Linked DNA regions of Mus musculus: all the other regions are linked to region 3. Evidence: chromatin loops called from intact Hi-C (ENCODE). Cell type or tissue: left cerebral cortex. All regions are shown on one strand. Region 1 holds the start of Gm35274 (a long non-coding RNA gene). Region 2 has its middle 8.2 kb from the start of Gm35274. Region 3 has its middle 73 kb from the start of Gm47415. Region 4 has its middle 110 kb from the start of Gm40552.

What was found. Hi-C counts contacts between places; a loop is a spot of excess contacts. Peaks named below come from ENCODE experiments on the same cell type or tissue, not always from the same donor. Only the 100,000 strongest peaks of a DNase experiment are listed, where the experiment ranks them.
Region 1: it touches region 3 in a loop (4-fold over the local background); 2 of 42 quality-filtered maps call a loop at or near these places.
Region 2: it touches region 3 in a loop (3-fold over the local background); 2 of 42 quality-filtered maps call a loop at or near these places.
Region 4: a loop joins it to region 3, with 4 times the contacts of the local background. A loop is called at or near these places in 3 of 42 quality-filtered maps.

The regions. Positions count from the first base shown.
Region 1 is chr12:97,740,038-97,742,537 of GRCm38, reverse strand. Gm35274 (a long non-coding RNA gene) reads left to right here and starts at 2,303. Exons shown (of 3, transcript XR_381819.2): 1 at 2,303-2,390. In left cerebral cortex, no CTCF peak of the experiment used is centred here; a DNase peak (open chromatin) is centred at 1,372; H3K27ac peaks cover 279 bases.
Region 2 is chr12:97,730,807-97,733,306 of GRCm38, reverse strand. No RefSeq gene overlaps it. Among named protein-coding and RNA genes, the nearest start is that of Gm35274, 8.2 kb to the left of the region's middle. In left cerebral cortex, no CTCF peak of the experiment used is centred here; a DNase peak (open chromatin) is centred at 952.
Region 3 is chr12:98,180,698-98,183,197 of GRCm38, reverse strand. No RefSeq gene overlaps it. Among named protein-coding and RNA genes, the nearest start is that of Gm47415, 73 kb to the right of the region's middle. In left cerebral cortex, a CTCF peak has its summit at 1,154 (motif pointing right); DNase peaks (open chromatin) are centred at 1,239 and 2,279; H3K4me3 peaks cover 205 bases; H3K27ac peaks cover 667 bases.
Region 4 is chr12:97,129,161-97,131,660 of GRCm38, reverse strand. No RefSeq gene overlaps it. Among named protein-coding and RNA genes, the nearest start is that of Gm40552, 110 kb to the left of the region's middle. In left cerebral cortex, a CTCF peak has its summit at 1,197 (motif pointing right); a DNase peak (open chromatin) is centred at 1,184.

The DNA of each region.
Region 1 (2,500 bases), 440 kb after region 3:
ACGTCAGGGCCAAAAAGGGGGAGTGGGTGGGTAGGGGAGTGGGGGTGGGTGGGTATGGGGGACTTTTGGTATAGCATTGGAAATGTAAATGAGCTAAATACCTAATAAAAAATGGAAAAAAAATTGCAGCTAGCATGTCCAGTTTGATTCGAGTGTTTGAGAATTTAAGCAATGTTCCACAGACATATATGCCTCATTAGTAAATAACAACATAGAAATGTCATCTTTTCAATTTTTATGTATTAGATTTCCAAGTGGATATGTTATGGCATAAATATTTAACAAGCTAGTTGAATCTCTTTGGTTAATAAATGAGTCTCTTTGGTGTTTCTCCCTCAAAGCGAGCATACAAAGGTAGAAACTATAATGAACTGCTAAGGATACCATGAACCTTTGGTATGCTGGGTGATGTGCGTGACCTGCAGTGAGCTCAGTACCTCTTATTATATTCAATAGATGCGCTCTTTCCTGAAGTACCTATGGTCAAAGTCCCGGTAATGAGTTTACATTAGTATGATTTTATTTCACATGAAGTTACTGAAATACACAGCAGATCATAAAAGGGAAGATCACATGCATTAAACACCATGGCATGCATGGGCGGGGTGGCCGGGAGGGTGGTGGTGATGTGAGATGCTTCACTTCTGAGGTGTAGTAAGATTTTTCCAGTCAGTTTTGAATCTATAGTTCAATCTTTTACCCCCAGATTATATTCTCTAGTCACTCCCCTAAGAAAGACTGGAATCTTCACTGTCTAAGGTGAAAGAAAAGAAATGGTATTTGACAGGTTGTCAGACTTCTGGCATAATGAAAACATTGTCAGGGAAGGTGCATGGCAGGGTTAGGCTGAGCTCCAGCAGCCCTTGTTAATAAGGGCAATTAAAATGATGCTCTTCAAAGGTTTGTATCTTTAGAAGTCACATTAGTTATGACTTCTTGCAATCAGATGCCCAACACACACACGCGCACACACACACACACACACACACACACACACACACACACACACAGAGAGAGAGAGAGAGAGAGAGAGAGAGAGAGAGAGAGGAGTGAACTTCCTCCACATACTAAAATTATTTTAGACAAGGAATCACTATTCTTTTATTTGCAACACACACACACAGAGAGAGAGAGAGAGAGAGAGAGAGAGAGAGAGAGAGAGAGAGAGAGGAGTGAACTTCCTCCACATACTAAAATTATTTTAGACAAGGAATCACTATTCTTATATTTTGCAGAAATCATTTCAAGAAGAACTTGTAAAATGTTACAATGCCTTGGAATATGAAGGCTCAGGGCTTTCTTACTTCCACAGATGGCAATGTTCCTATATATAGGACATTTTCTAAAAAGGACAGATCAGAGTGGGATACCATAGGAGAGTAGACCAAAAGCTCAAATCAGTGAGTTCTGGCAAGGGCAGATGGGTAGAAGAAAGTAGAGAGCACTGAGGGAGAGCTCTGTAGAATAGAGAATTCACACTTGGAAGATTTTATAGTTTTGCCTCGGGTCAGCCTGGAGCGACCAGGCAGTCTCTCACTAGCAACCTGGATCTGTGTTTTATTTAAGCAGATATGAGCCTTACAACTACACTTCATCTCCACTTGCAGTGTCTGCAGGCACAGGATACTAGTGCGAGTTTTCCTGTACACAACTTTGAGCTCTGTCTAGCACTCACAATTGTGAAGAAATTCAATAATTTCAATTAATGTTTAAAAAGGATTGTTACACATATTGTTTTGTTTTAAATCAAATTTAAAACTACGACCAAGAAATAAAAGCAAAGTGAAAAGGGGGAAGGAAGGGCGTGTGCCAGTCCTTAGATAAATGGTTTGAACAGTAACTCTGATGTTTTGAATATAAAAGTCTTTCAGTTAATTTCAAATTTGAAAATAGTGATGTGTACATTTAATACTTTCTTGAAAAATTCAAATAAGCTGATAGTTAATAATGTATTTAGATGCCTCAGGCAATCAGGAGGGAATTACTCTTATTAGGAGAAAAATTACCTGAAGCACAAGAATAGAGATTATTTTTCAGAAAAGATGATTTCATATCCTATAATCTTAAAGTATCATTTATCCTAATCAGAAATTTAATTAATTATCCAGAACATACTTAGAAAGAAATCACGATACAACTTTTCATTGTCCTTATTTTTCTTTAATTACTAAAAACACGTTTGAGGATTTCTGATATGTTTTGATCATAACCTACTCCTCCCCCACTTTTCCCGGATACACTGTCTTTCCTTTTTGCTCAATAATTGTCTCCCCCCATCCCCCCCCCCAACTTCCAGGCAAATTTGTGCTGCCCAAATGTCCCACTGGAGCATGGTTGACTTATTAGGAGCTGCACTTTTAGAGGAAAACAGACTCTTCCTTTGGCAGCAGGTAAGAAGCAGCCCCTTGCCTAGGGATGTCCTTCTTGCCTAACTCTCCTAGAACACATTTTTGTTTGATTTTGCCTTTACTTTTTAAAGTCCAGCTGTAAGAAGTTACAT
Region 2 (2,500 bases), 450 kb after region 3:
ATATAGTTAAACACACATGCTTGCAATTTTAAGAATCTGCCTCAACAAGAAATGGTATTTTTCAGCATAACATGGATTTATTATTGATCTGTCATAAATATAGGCAAGAAAGTTGGTTTCCTGAGTGGCCACTGTATTTTTATTTTTATTTTTTATGTTTTATCTATGGGAAAATAGATAAATACGGTGTTATAAAATATGTACCTGGGAAAGTTCTACATTTACTTATTTTAAAGTCGTAGACAAGACTACCTCTCACCCTCAATGACTTATGGTTTGGCAGACCCACCACAGACACTACATATTGCAGGATCTGATGAGTCTCTTCTGTTTGAGAATGTTCAGCATGGCATGAGACTGCTCCCCCAAATCAAAGCAACCCTTAGAAATAGCAATTGAGCCCAATTAGAAGCGGGTGTAATAACCATGAACTCAGTCAAAGCAGACTGTGTATCAAAGAGAAGAGATGTGGGGTGTGACCATTCGAATCCAGCCTTAAAAGCTGAGGTAATTGAAGTGCGATTGATCACCAAATAACTGAGTCTATCAGCCTAAGAATGGAAGAGGGAAGAGCCCAAAATAAAAGGACAAAACAACCATGAATAGCAGAGGTAGACCAACGAGAGGGATCAGTGAATAAGCTCTAATGGGCTCAGAAATGAGAGCTAACAGTTCAGCTTCCCTGAAGCCTCTGAAGGGTGTATTAATTCAAAACCAAGATGAAAGAGCAACCCATAATCCTGAAGTGTGGAGAAAAATAACAAAATATCAATATGTGTGTGGCAGGTGGATTTAAGAGCATGATAATGGAAAGGCCATCGAGACACAGTGTGGGAAATTATAGGGGGACGGACGAATGGCATCTGAGGAGCAGGTGGGAAGTGGCAAGGGGGTGGGGGGAGCACTGTACTTGAGACTTTCATCAAGGAGAACAAAAATAAGTCATGTAGATGGGAGGTGAGAGCCAGAAAATCATGGTTTCTTTTTCTTTCTCACCATATGGTACCACAAATCATAGTTAGCAAGGAGGGCATTGCATCCTAGGGCTCTCATAGCAACAATTCCCTGACTTGGCTAATGGCATCAGTGAACATAGTGGGTATCGCTCAGCAGGGATGCCTTGAAGGGGAGCCAGTGTTACTTATGGCATCATGCATGAATAGAGATGATAATTATCGGGACATGCCATTTCACCTATGGGATAGGGGTACGAGCCACAATGACTGCCCTGAATATGACAGGGATAAAGACAGGACCACACAAGTGTGAATCGAAGCAAGTGAAATTGTTCTCTTTGCCTCTGACCCAAGAAATGCAGATGTTATCAAGCCAACGTGTCAGTCTTCTCATAGTGAAGGTTTGAATGCCGCTTAAGCAGTTAGACCAGGAAATGCCAATATTCCAGCAACTTGAAAGTTCAGGGGAAGGTGAAAGAAAGATATGAAGCCAAATTTAATACTTAATGAAAATCTTTATTGGTTGATACCTCAGCTCGTAAAGTGAATGTCTTGCAAAAGAACCTGAGTTTGGTCATCCAGAACTCACATAAAAAAAAAAAATTCCTGAGTGTCGGAGCTCAGGCATGTAATCAATCACATCACTGGGGAGGCAGAGCCGGGCAGCTTCCTTGTCTCAGTGGCCAGGCAGCCTAGGCTATGTTGCCAGCTTCCAGACCAATGGAGGACTTCTCTCTTAAAAACTCAAGGCAAATGATGCTTTCTGAAGAAGGTCGCCCAAGGCAGCTGTCTGTCTTCCACATGCCCACATACACGGGTCCGGGCACACACAACAAGTACAGTAGAAATAAAGCTGGGCTGTGCCATTTTGAGTCACTCAATGATACAAAGCCAACTCAGGAAGTCGGGTGGCCAATGGGATGGAAGGTTAGATGGAGGGATTACAAGTTCCCCTTTCATGCATGCCTGCAGAGTTGGTGGGTTTGCATCCCTAGAGAAATAAATATAAATGCTCATAGGGATCAGGTACAGAGCAAGGCAGATGGAAGTATGATTGTGGTGAGGAGTAAGGATTCCACGGAGAGTGAAACACACTAGGAAAGTACTGGAATTCATAGTTAATAAAGTAAAACAAGACCAAATGAAGGAGAAAGATAAGTGTCTGACATTCCTCTTGGTATAGATAAATTGTTGAGAAGAAACATGTTTGAGCACTATTGAAGTATTTCAATAGTGAAAGTATAAAGTATTGTGTGGAAGACAAATGAGATCTTCCCCACCCTCCAAGGGGAAGTGGATGGGGAACTAGGAGGAAGAGTTGTCCTCTCAGTATCCTTGTGAGCCATGGTACAACCCTCTATCTGTCTTAATTTTTGACTACTGACTATTTTTCTCTTATTATTAACATTTTCTATTTCACTATTAAATTTCTGTTATAATGTACATCCTTCATAAAACAAAACAAAACTCAAAACAGTTCTAAAGGGTTTAAAAGGCTAAATTTCTTCACGATTTTTTTTTTAACTTTAAGATTTATTTGTTTA
Region 3 (2,500 bases):
AATACCCATGCCCTAGAGCTTTGTTTTGGGAGATTTTATTTAGCTTTTACAATGATTTAAAAAAATTGAGATTAATATAATTATATCATGTACCTTCTCCATTTCCTCCCATTTGCCTTCTTGCTCTCTTTCAAAGACTTGGATTATTTTAAAGTTATTGTTTTGAAGTTATTGTTGCTTAAAGAGCCGAAAGAGAACCCAGAGGGAGAACATTGAGGCTTTGATTACATATAAGAATTTGGGAGTCAGTCCCAAAAGGACATGCATGGTATGATGGTATGTACTTACTTCTAAGTGGATATTAGCCATAAAATACAGGCACCATGCTACACTCCACAGACTCAAAGAATAAATAAATAAATATATGCATACACACACACACATACACACACATTCATAACTACATAGATATAACCTTCTCAGACCATAGAATGCTACTTGTATGTCTGCTGGCCATTTGGTTTTTGATAGCAATAAAAGCCTGCTATCAACAGAAGAGGGCAAATGAAAATGTGAGAAATACTTTTGTCTTGTTTTTAAGGTAACGAGACTCACACACGATATAACTACATGTGCGCATCCCCTGAAGCCACGACCCACCGAGCAAGATGAGGATCCGAGACACAGCGATGTGAAATGACACTTGCTGGCTCCTTCTTTGAGGAAGGAGCCATTTCTCTGATCTCTCCCTCATGCTGTAGCTTTGCAACCACATTGATGTGTGCAAGTTTGAGGTGACATGTCCCTTTCCTAACGGTACCGTGTTTATCACACAGCGGTGTTTACAGTTGTCTGGGAACAACAAGAAGGGAAAGAAAGTAACATGTCAGGGTCCTTCGCTATCTCTTTGAGGTCTGTTTCCTCAAAGGCACACAGCAGACCTGAGCAAAAGGGACAGAATGCTTGGTCTCTGGGCGCTTCTTTCCTGGGGGTTGGGGAGATAAGTTTTCTCTACTGAGTCTTCTCAATTTTAGACAAAAGCTGAAACACAGAAATTCTACTCCAGATCACTGAGAGTGACTGACACATTTGAAAATATCTTTTTACTATGCCAGGAACCAGGGCTAGTGTGAAAAATGCTGCCCGCAGGAAAAACTGTATTGGATCCCTGTCGGAGATTTCTCCAGGACAGAAATACCTCAGTTCTTAGGAATGTCCACTAGATGGCAGCATGACTCCAGTTAAAGTATGGTGTCTTTAAAAAAGGCGTTCTTAAGGTTCAATGGAGAGGTTGGAATGCAAAAAGCTTTCTGTATATAAATCTAAAGGTATTCTAAGCTTGTGAGTGTGTCTGCGCGCGTGCGTGTGTGTGCGGTGTGTGTGTGCACTTGCTTGCACACATGTCACAGAGCTCCTGTGGAGACTGGAGGACAACATTTTTGGAGTCAGCTCTCTCTTGAGACCAAGGATTAACCAAGAGGCTGAGTTTAGTTGTCAGGCTTGCAATGCTGCAAGCGATTTACCTTTTAAGCTGTCTCACCCACCCAAGAGTTACCTAGTATCATATGAAGCACACTGGTATTTTTTCCATAAGTTTTACTATCAGTTTCTAAGCAACATATGATTTAAGCCAGCTTCATGCTATAGCTTAAAAACCTTTCGTCGTCCACCTCCACATTTGGATGGCCAGACACAGGTTTGCCTGGCTAAGGCTTCGATCTTTGAAGGGCAGGTGATGTTGATTTGCTAACTGGCTCTGAAGCCATTTGAAGCAGACCACACAACTATGATCCTATTAACTGCTGTTATATCATGATTTTCACTTGGTAGTGGGATGTGAGCATTTCTTCTTTTTTTCGACTGCAATTTCATATTAGCGCAGCTCCATTTTTGACCTTTGACAGAAGCAATATATTAAATAATGATGTTTGCACCGAATGCCTGGTGGTGCGTGAGCTGTTAGTAGCGCAGAACAAGATGTTTGTCGGTTTCGCTGCAGAGGACTGGATAGTGGGACTCACACATAGGCACATTCTTTAAGTAGAAGCAAATTTTTTCTTAACAGCAGCTTAAGATCAAGATTCTTAATTTTATTGATTAGATAAATTGCTTCTAAGCAGCTGGGGGACTGAGAGAGGACAGAAAGTTTGGGCTGAAGACTGTCAGTGATAGCTTTCCAAATTTAAGGATTAGTGGCAGATAGATGCCAGGATGTTCATGGGGAGCCAGGGCCCCACTGTGGCTGCCCGCCATTGTCACCATCTGCTATCTTTAAGACACGTCCACGTGGCCAGGACGAAGTAAGTTAGAGATGTGTGCACAGTAAGTCTGGTTAGTTGAGTTAGTTAAGTGAACAAACACATGCACACTTAACTGTATATCCGCACGTGTACATGTACACACACACCATCCCACCCACAGACACTGGTCCACTAATAGCACAAGCCACTCCCTTAGGTTTGAAAACATTGATCATTCTCTGTAAAGAACTTGGTAGTTGATAAGGTGCATTCAGACATGTCCTGTGTGAGTTTCACAGCCCTGTGCTTTAAAACAGAAG
Region 4 (2,500 bases), 1.1 Mb after region 3:
ATGCAAGAGAGAGGAAAGAGCCTAAGAGAGAGCTGAGGGGCCAAGCAGCTCTTTTTAATACTGGGCCAAGCCTACCTGATTATTGCCAGGTAACTGTGGGGAGGAGCATACATGGCTGCTTCCAGGAACTGTGGAACTGTGGGGGTGCAATATATTATTATTATTATTATTATTATTATTATTATTATTATCATCATCATCATCATCATCATCATCATCATCATCATCATTATTTATTCCAATGTTGATGAAGCAGGTCAGAAGAGTCACAAACGGTGTACATATGAGCGGGGTTACTATATTACTATATGGTGATTCAATGTTTTCTTTGGGCCACAGAGTAATATCCCAACATATTCATTAGTATGAATTCTGTCTCCTCTAAAGAGCCATTTTGTTTTTCACAGCCAGGAAAACAGAGAGAAAAATGAAGATATTAAACATGGAACATCAATTTCTAAGCTGCCAAGGGCTCACTCTCTTGTTACTAAATCTGCTCAAGGTTTAGTAAACCCAGATGCTTGCACCAGGATGATGCTTGGGTTTATGGATTTTAAAATCCAGATTGTTCGTAATTAAGATGAATAAATTACTTCCCCATGTTACTAAATTACTTATAATGAACATATGCAATATCATTGATGCCATGTTTTTATTAAACCATTTTATTTATTTACTCTCCAAATGTTGCCCCTTTTTCTGGTCCCCATTCCAAGAGTTCTTCACCCTATCCCCCTTCCCCTTTGCTTTTGAGAGGGTGCTCTGCCAACCTCCTACCCACCTCCACCTCAGCCCTGCCAGCATCCCCTTCCCTTGGGCATCAAGTCTCTACAGGTTTACGTGCACCCTTTCCCACCAAGGCCAGAAAAGGCAGCCCTCTGCTGAATATGTGCCTATGGCTTAGTCTCTGAGAGCTCTGAGGAGTCCTGGTTAGTTGATACTACTGTTATTCCTATGGGGTTGCAATACTGTTCAGCTCCTTCAATTCTTTTCCTAACCATTCCATAAGGGTCATGTGTGCCATTTCAGTAAGTCCTCCAATTGAGTCCCACTGATTAAAATGATTCAAGCAGTTTATGCAACTAGAGGTGACAGTTTGAGTTTTATAAAACATCTGCATTCCACCTTCCACTTTAGTTAGTAGATAAACAAGAGACCCACAGATTTTATTCCCCAGTAATTTGCCACTAGGGGGCAGCAGGTGTTTATTTAATCTAAAGTGAAAGAAAAGTGTTTTAAGCTATTAAAGTTTTTGTTAGTAACTAATAGAAGTGTTGTAATCTTTTGTCCTTTATGCATCTGACTCTGGATTAGTTTAGAAAATTATTATCAAAATAGTACATCAAGAAGTCATGAGAGGACTTGAGAGAACTTGAACTTTTACAAGAAAATTGTGAAGGAAGCATTTAAGTCTACTCAGTGGTTTAAGCCTTCCCAAGATATGCCCAAAAATCTTCATTTTAATTGCGTGCCTTATTCATGCTAAGACAACAACCATAGCTTTGGATCTATCAACTCCACATTTCCATACAAACTAAGGAATACATTGTATTCATAATTTTCAAATTACGTAGACCCCACTGAAGAGAAAGAGTTGATGTCTGAACCTAAAGCTGGTAATTGATATAGACCTTCCTCAGAAGAAAATTGAATAAATCTAAGTCTTAGGCAATACCCTGCCATCTTATAGATAAATATCTTACTGTTTCTCCTCCTGACTGTTCCAAAAGTCTTCCTTCCTCTCACACTTGTACTATATGAAAGTATCGTTATTATTGTTCTAGACTTACAATTTGTCTCCCTGTCATTGCAACCTCCCTTGTGTTGATCAAATCCCCCTATAGTTAGCATTAGTGTAACATAATCGGATGGTATTATGTAACTCTTTAATATATCTTGCAAGCCTTCTTTCTCTGAGTTTTACTTACTTATATTCCTTCATTAGTGATATTATAATGACCAATGGCTTTTTAAATAACAGATCAATTCCTTTGGGACTTTCTGGATCGTGAGCTGTACAGCTTCACTACTCAGGTTTCATATCCATTCAATGCTGCATAGGCAGCTGAAAGAGAACAGATCCAAATCTCTTGATAACCTAAGCTTCCCCACCTACATCCTCCATATTTATAAATCACAGCATCCCGACTCTCATTCATGCTACATGTATACTTCTCATTGGCTGAAGATACATTGTATTTAGCATTAATTCCTGTCAATTTTGTTCCACAGACTCTTTCCAGGATAATCTACTTCTATCCCATTATCATTGACATGACTAATTTCAGTCATATTTTCTTATGCATGGTGACAATAGCCTCCTAACTCACCTTTGCTTTCAATCTTGGTCCTCTTAGATCAGTCACAAAAAAGAGAAGTATTTTAAGAGTGAAACCATACCATTATTTGTCTAGTGTCTTCCTACTTTGCAAATTAGAACCTATCACATTCATTTTTTTTCTTCCTTTAGAAGTCGGCTGACCATGGAGCTCAATTTCAA